Linked DNA regions of Homo sapiens: region 2 is linked to region 1. Evidence: chromatin contacts called from ENCODE Hi-C data. All regions are on one chromosome and are shown on one strand. The core of a region is the stretch at or near the end of the contact, and the rest is flanking DNA. Distances in the headings are between cores, read along the strand shown.

What was found. A loop is a pair of places that touch in the nucleus more often than their neighbours do. Pooled maps may share reads with other maps.
Region 2: a loop to region 1 is called in a map with no recorded cell type, with 17 times the contacts of the local background. The contact joins two enhancer-like sites. A Hi-C loop is called at or near these places in 5 of 37 single-sample maps with no recorded cell type and 4 of 50 pooled maps.

Annotation. Positions count from the first base shown.
Region 1 is chr3:71,390,243-71,393,960 of GRCh38, reverse strand. All of the region lies in intron 3 of FOXP1 (forkhead box P1), which reads left to right. Among named protein-coding and RNA genes, the nearest start is that of FOXP1-AS1, 100 kb to the right of the region's middle. RefSeq lists an enhancer at 1,629-1,708 and a silencer at 3,389-3,683. Within about 2 kb of position 1,485, at least 4 of the 41 ENCODE cell types and tissues checked have a DNase peak (open chromatin) inside an H3K27ac peak, as active enhancers do.
Region 2 is chr3:72,076,567-72,080,198 of GRCh38, reverse strand. The region is part of intron 2 of LINC00877 (long intergenic non-protein coding RNA 877); the gene reads left to right. Among named protein-coding and RNA genes, the nearest start is that of LINC00877, 22 kb to the left of the region's middle. RefSeq lists enhancers at 1,541-1,590, 1,711-1,840, 1,911-2,000. Within about 2 kb of position 1,703, at least 3 of the 41 ENCODE cell types and tissues checked have a DNase peak (open chromatin) inside an H3K27ac peak, as active enhancers do.

The DNA.
Region 1 (3,718 bases), core at 236-2,735:
CACTTTGGGAGGCCGAGGCTGGAGGATCACTTGAGCCCAGGAGTTCAACACCAGCCTGGGCAACACAGTGAGATCCCATCTCTACAAAAAATTTAAAAAATGAAAAAGAATCAGATGGGATGAGAGAGTCCATAGGTCAGGTTCTCCAAGAGTAGTTTTCAGGAGCCATGTAAGTGGCCCTAGAGATTCTGAACTTTAAAATGTTAAAACTGCTTTGATTTCACAGACACCCTTTCAAAAGATTATCTCAGATTACTGGAAGACTTTCTTGTTAAGTTTAGAGAATTTTGCATTTTGCTTAGAAATCATTTTCAAGTTTTATTAGAACATTTACTAGCAATGGTGCTAATTATTTTAAATATGACCCTGGAAATGGGCTATGTCAGCTTGAAAAGACTATTTTTAACGGAATTTGGTTTTAAAGGCAGGTTTTATAGACATTATAGTAATACCGTTGTTATCTAATTAGCATCCACTGCGTAAATGTACATGATATTAGAGAGGCAAGTATACATAAAATTATAAATTGTGACATTTTATGAGTTTTTTTTTTATTATGAGTCTTCTATAGTCATCATTACTTAACAGTGTGAAATGTGGTCTTAGACATTACATCATGTAAAGACCAGGAGACAAAAAAAAACTGAGGATCAATTTTTGATTATAATAAAGTTTTAGTATGAGGCATTTCTGAATATGTGTCATGAATATGAGTCATGATTTTCACACCAAACCTGACCTATTATGATTATGCTTCAACTTCATGGGGTTTTCAGTATTTAAATTCTAAACCCAATTCTAAGGTTTCAAAATGATTCACATTCAAACCTACTTTTATGTTTTATAATTAAATAAGAAAATATTGCTTATACCTACATTTTTATTATTCTTGGGCATATTATAATTATTTCTTTAATTTCACCAATAAAATAGCCCATTTCTTCATTAGTAAATTATCAGGCTATCTCAATAAAAAAATTAGTTTGAATGTGGCTTGCCATCTCAAAGAGTCATTTCAGTTTGGAATTTTCTCACTTTTTTCATTTGTTCTTTTTGTAAAATGTGAAGATACTTTCTAGGTAAATTAATCCCTTCCAAACGGTAAAATAACTTTCTTCTTGGAAAGAGTTATTACAGTCTTATTCTTTACAATCTTAAATACCACTTAGGTTAGCGTGAACAATACATGAAAAAAATTACACTAGTTAAAAAAAGAATGATTGCGACCTAGGCCAAGTGCATTGCAATTATATGTTCATGGAAAAGTGAGCTTTCTACTGGGAAGAGCACGATATAGATGCCCATGAAATTTCCAAAGTTTAAGTATTTTTGTAAATTAGGTTGTTCCTAGTTAAACAGGTGGCTTTAAAGGCTGGTTTCACTGTTGTTTTAATCATAGTTTAGTTACCATGGAGAAATATGCAAGTTAGCATTTATACACAGAAGTGAAATTTATGCTGCATAGATAATAGCCTAAATTTAGCTTGACTTAAGTTTACCACTTCCTTTTTTTTAAACAAAAAGAATAGTAATATATCACATATATCCATTAACAAGTTAATTTCTTTAAACGCGACTGTTATATTTTTAGAGAATTTCTTTTCTTAAGCCTCAGACACCTCTGTCACTGTGACCTCTTCCAGTGCTGAGTATAATGTAACATATTACATCAGATTTGCTCTAATTGTTTCACCCTTAGGTTTAATAAAACACTTTGCTGAGTTTAAAATCAGTTATGTGGTGAAAAAGTAATGTTTGGACACATTGCATCTAGTTGAGTTTTATAAAGGACTATTATTTTCTACTGAAAATCTTTAGGAAATGTGCCATGCTGATAGGACCAATCTGATATCATAACCCAACGATAATTTTGATTAGATATGTTTTCTAAAGAAAATTCAGAGACAGGTCTATTTCTAATGAACTGTTTTGATCTTAATGCCTTCTTCACTGAGTAATAGATTTTTCACTCTGAATTAAGATGTTCGTCTGTGTGGAATCCAGCATCCGTGAGCTGTCTTTCCTGCTTTACCCTGTACCCCTGAACGAAGGCTAAGTTTTCAAGGACAAATGTAGTAAAAGTGTCCTGATCCAACATGAGGTCCCCCAGCACAGAGAGAGAGCAGCAGATCCCTTTCAACACCAGCTGTTCTCACAGATATAGATTGCTGCAGTGAAATTTTCTTAATATAATTCAGGAAGCTCTAGAGAATTCTCCAAAACAACTGTGCCAACAAGGAAAATGTTGAATTTTTCATCAGCTGCCCAATGCTGAGAGTTAGTGGGCAATCCGTTCATTCATGACCAGATGTTCAGTGTAGTAACGCTCCGCAGTTAACTTGAACCTTGTGGCCTGTTTACCATTGGCTGCAAGGACATTGGCAGCAACCTGGCATTGGAGAATTGAGGCCCGCACAAGCGAAAGACCGAAGTGTGTGTCTGTGGCTTCCTGGTTTTCACCAGCGACCAGACAAGGTAGGGAATGATGAAAGAAAGGAAAGACATCACATCAATCATTTTGGAGGTGGGAGAATTTGCTATATGATTGTGTCTTGGGGGAACAGTAGGCAAATTCTTAAACTCATTTTTATTTGGAAAGAAAGGCAGTCTTTGTTTATTTAGTTAGGCAGATTTTTCAACCTATGTCTAAACCATGAAACTTTTTGTAGTGGGGGCAAGTAGGCATGGGTGGTTAAGACAGTAAGAAAAAGATTTCTAAATTTAAACTGGAGGAAGTCAATAAAATTGACTCTTAATATTGAAACCTGACAAAGTCCAATCTAGAATTGGAAATATGTGATATTTTTGTTTTAGGTGAGTGTTATTATTACAAGTGGAGAATACTTAGATCTTCCATTCATACAGATTCATCATTTCCTTCATATACATGTTTGGAGGCCATGACATTTTTGTGAGCTCTTTGAAGTAATGATGTTCAGCGGGAGGGGGAACTTAGATGGAGCAGGAGTTTTTGAACAAACAATTTGATTTTTTACTTTGAAAAGGATTTTGCCTGCAAATAATTAACAGTGTTTAATTCTGGATTTGCAACAGGCCAGGCCTGGGGAGGGCAGAGTTTGATAACGTGAGGCTTGTCTCAGATGGGGGGCTCATCTCTTCCTGACTACACGGCACTGCACAAGAATTTGAACTGTTTATTTCAAAGCAGCATGCACAAAGGAACTTTTAAAATCTTTCTTATTTAACCGTTTTTAACTTGGGCCACGTCTGCAAGAAGTTGCCATGTCTGCAAGAAGTTGGCCTTTGTTTACTTGAAACTGGAACAGAATGTCATCATGGAATAAACCTTTCGCTTTTTGGAGACTTGGATTGTTTTTCTCTTCCTATAGAATTCTTGACTGCCCCCCCCAACCCCCCTCCCCACCACACACACACACATCCTTACTGACGCCCATCCATGAGGCACAACTGTAACTTGCAGGACCTTTTAAGCAGAAGCCTTGCAGTAAGGATATTTGCTTTGGCAGAGCTTTCTGCCTTTGGTTTACAAAGTTGCAGTGAACACTTCCTTTGCATTTCCTGCTTACAGAGAAGGTGGGTTGCATGTCGCACTGAGATATGGAAATTCCTCATGACTCCATTTCAAGCCTGAACCTCTTGGCCCTTAGAATCCCACTGCTGAAGTATGTGTTTCTTTTGTCTGGGTGATTTTTTCTTTTTCTGAAAAGTCCCTTGGCTTGTTGACTTAGAAAGAGGA
Region 2 (3,632 bases), core at 454-2,953, 690 kb before region 1:
TAGAATTCAGGTTGTGCTGGGAAATTGCTAATTCAAAACTCAAGTGCCTACATCAGCGTGGGAAGGAGTCCTTTGGAGCTGTCTGAAATTTCAGGGCATTGTCCCCATTGGAAGCTTTGAACATTACACTTAGAAATGCTAATGAGAAAGAGAGAAAAGAGGGAGAGAGAGAAGGTTTAACCAATTTTCAAAAGCCAAAGTCAGTCTTTTTAGGAGAGAAAGGGGAAGAAAAAGGGATGGAAGACACTGGGAGTGTTTTTAGTGGCTGAGACAATGGAGGGTCTTCCTTACCAGGTAGTGAGGAATTTTTCCTACAAAAAAGACACGAGTGGCTTTTGTATTTGTAGACAGGACTAACCCTCCTGGGGGTGAGCTGATCAAGGTGAAATTATATAACCTATACAGTTAACTAAAGTGAATTCATCTCCATGCCCTCAGCAAGAAGAGTGAAAAAGAGGGCTGACATGGTGTTGGTTCTGCCCATCCTCACCTGCAAGGGGCATGTGAGAGCTGAAGTAATCAGATTTACTTCCTACCTCTCACGGTGCAAGCACCTCACTGTGCTAGTGGGCATTTGAAGGGATTTTCCAAATGCACCTTTAACTGTACACAATTTTCATCTTTGTAGAAATTTAGAACCCGACTCCCTAAATAACATGAGACATCACCATCACAGGCCTCATATTACAAGCCTGTACAGAGGGTGTGTGTGTGTGTATGTGTGTGTATGTGTATGTGTGTGCATATGTGTGTGTCTCAGAATATATCTGATGGTTATTTGAAGCTCAGTATTAATAAGCTATATAATAACTGGGTTCTATAGTATTTGAAATCAAAATCACTTTTAGATTCCTCTAGGCTCTTGTAAATGATAAGTACATCAAAATGCCTTGTGATGGCCTTCTGGGAAAAAATCCTCTCAGCCCAATTTACCAGGCAACTTTTATCCCATTGAATAAACTCGAGGCTCTAAGGCAGTGACTCTGCCATCAACAACATATATGAAAGCCTGCACTTTGTGGTTGGTCTGTTTTGTGTGAGGTGGGCACTTGCTGTTCTACTTGCCCAGTGGCACTTTTTAATTGGAATGATTTTTATTTGGTCTGATTTCCTGAAATAGAATACATCGCCTGCTTTAGAAACCCCAGATAGTCTATCAGCACAGACAGCAAATTGTCCTGGGGTTCTTGGCTTAGCTGTTTGTGGGGAGAAAGACTGCTGGGCAGGGTTTTGGCAGGGGGCAGTTGTAGCATATTCAAATCAGATATTGAAACAGTTTGTGTGTGTTTAGGAAGTAACCACAAATTTGACATGCCACCTCCACCCCAAACCCCAAACTGGTTCCATTCCAACAGGCAGTAGTCTCAAAGACTCTCTTAAATGGTTCATTTCTTCCTATTTACAACTCCCACAGTGAGCTGTTTTTTTAAGGGGAAATCAGTTTCTATGAACATCTAGGGCCCTGAGTGGGTCTTTGCTCTTTATTTGTCCTGCTTTGTTTAAACCAAAGAATACCTCAAGCCAGTAACCAGGCGAGCAGGGGCCTGTGACAGGCATGGTCACCTGAAATCCATTTATGCACAGGGATTGAAGGAGCAATCATATTCTAAATAAGGCTAATGAAGCTTTTTGTGAAAGCGCCAAAACCCACACACAAACGTCACCCTTGGCGTGTTCTCATTTCCACGGAGCAAAAGCAAAGGGGAGAAGGCTTACTGGGAAGCTGCCGCTGGCACATAGAATTAAGCAAAGGCTGTCCCATAGGTGTGCACAGCGGGCTTCTTTTCAGAGGGAGGATGAGGAGGAGGCAATGTGGTTCTTGCATACTAAGGGACTCAGTGTACTGCTCTAGGTGTGATTTTTCTTTTCTGTCACAATTGAGCCCAGTTTGAATTTCTCCCCTTACTTTCTTTTGGTTCACTCTTTTCCTTCATGGTAATCTTGCTGCTTAATGACCCTGGCCCCAGGCTTCCAAGGTAACTTGCCAAGAAGTTCAAGTTTACTTCTGAAGTCCATGGCTCTCACTTCCTCTTCCTTCGTCCCTCACCGCTTCTCACTTTTCTCCTCACACCTCCCGCACAACATCTGAAATATTCACTACCTCCAAGCGGCCCCGCTTTTGCAACCCACCCAAGCCTGTCATTTGTTTAAACGCTACTACTTATTTGGGTTTTGGCTCTGGGCCAGTCATCAGCAAACATTTTCTGAAAAGGGTTAGATAGTAAATAGTCTCAGCTTTTGAGCCACACTGTCTCTGTTGCAACCCTTCACTCTGTTATATCATGTAAATAGCCATCAACAATATGTAAATGAACAGGTAGGTGTGTCTGTGTTGCAATAAAACTTCATTTACAAAAAGAGGCAATAGGTTTGATTTGGCCTGATGGTCAAATGGAGTGAGTCCATGTGACATATGCAGGAAACTCACAAGGCTTTTAAGAATGGTATGTGCCCCAAAACACTGCCAGCTTGACCTGAAAGGGACAGAGAGAACAAAATGAAAGAAGGTTGTCAGATCACCAAAATTCTACAGACAGGAAACAGGTGGGTGAAACTACAGCTGCAAACAAGTATTACCCTTTATGAAGAAGGAAAGATGACTGTGAGAGCAGACCTTATAGGCTCTGAAGGCAGAGCTGAGAGCCATGCCTTGAAACCTAATGGAGTTTTTCTGGTTGGATTTAGAAAACATTTGGGACCAGGGACTCTTTTTTTTCTTTCCTTCTTCTCTCGTTTTGAATGGGAGTGCTGTTACCCTGGTGGAGTGTGTTTCATTTTGTATTTTGGGAGCAGATAATTTCTTTGCTAGCTTCATAGGTCCACAGATAGAGAGAAATTGTGCCACACACTGGACTATACCCAGAGCTTCACCCATGCCTATATTCGATGATTTATGTGATGAGAAATGAAACTTTTGACCTGATAAGACTTAGATGAGATTTTGGATTCAGGTTGATTGCTGTAATGGGTTGGGAGTTTTTAAGAATGGGTCAATGCAGTTGAGATAGACATAAAACTTTGGGAACAGACAGCATATTTTTGCAGGTTGAACAATGGCCTCCAGGCCAGCACGGTGGCTCACACCTGTAATCCCAACACTTTGGTAGGCTGAGGAAAGAGGATCACTCGAGCCCAGGAGTTCAAGACCAGCCTGGGCAATATAGTGAGATACTGTCTCTTTTTAAATTAAATAATAATAATAATAATGGCCCTCCAAAGATGTCCATATCCTAATCCCTGGAACCTGTGAATATATTACTTTCCACTGTAAAAGGAATTCTGCAGATGTGATTATGTTGAGGGTCTTGAGATGGGGAGGTTATCCTGGTGGGCCCAATGTAATCAGAAGAGTCCTTGTGAGAGATCAGCAGAAGCATCAGAATCAGAGAGAGAAGATGTAAGGATGGAAGCTGAGGTCAGAGAAAAGAGAAGATGCCACACTTCTGGCCTTGAAGCTGGAAGAAGGGACCACAAGCCAAGGAATGCCGGCAGTCTCTAGAAGTTGGACAAAGCAAGGAAGCAGATTTTCCCCTAGAGCCTCCAAAAGGAAGATAGGCTGACACCTTGATTTTAGCCCAGTATTTTTATTCCAGAACTATAGGATAATAAATTCACATTGTTTTAAGCCCACT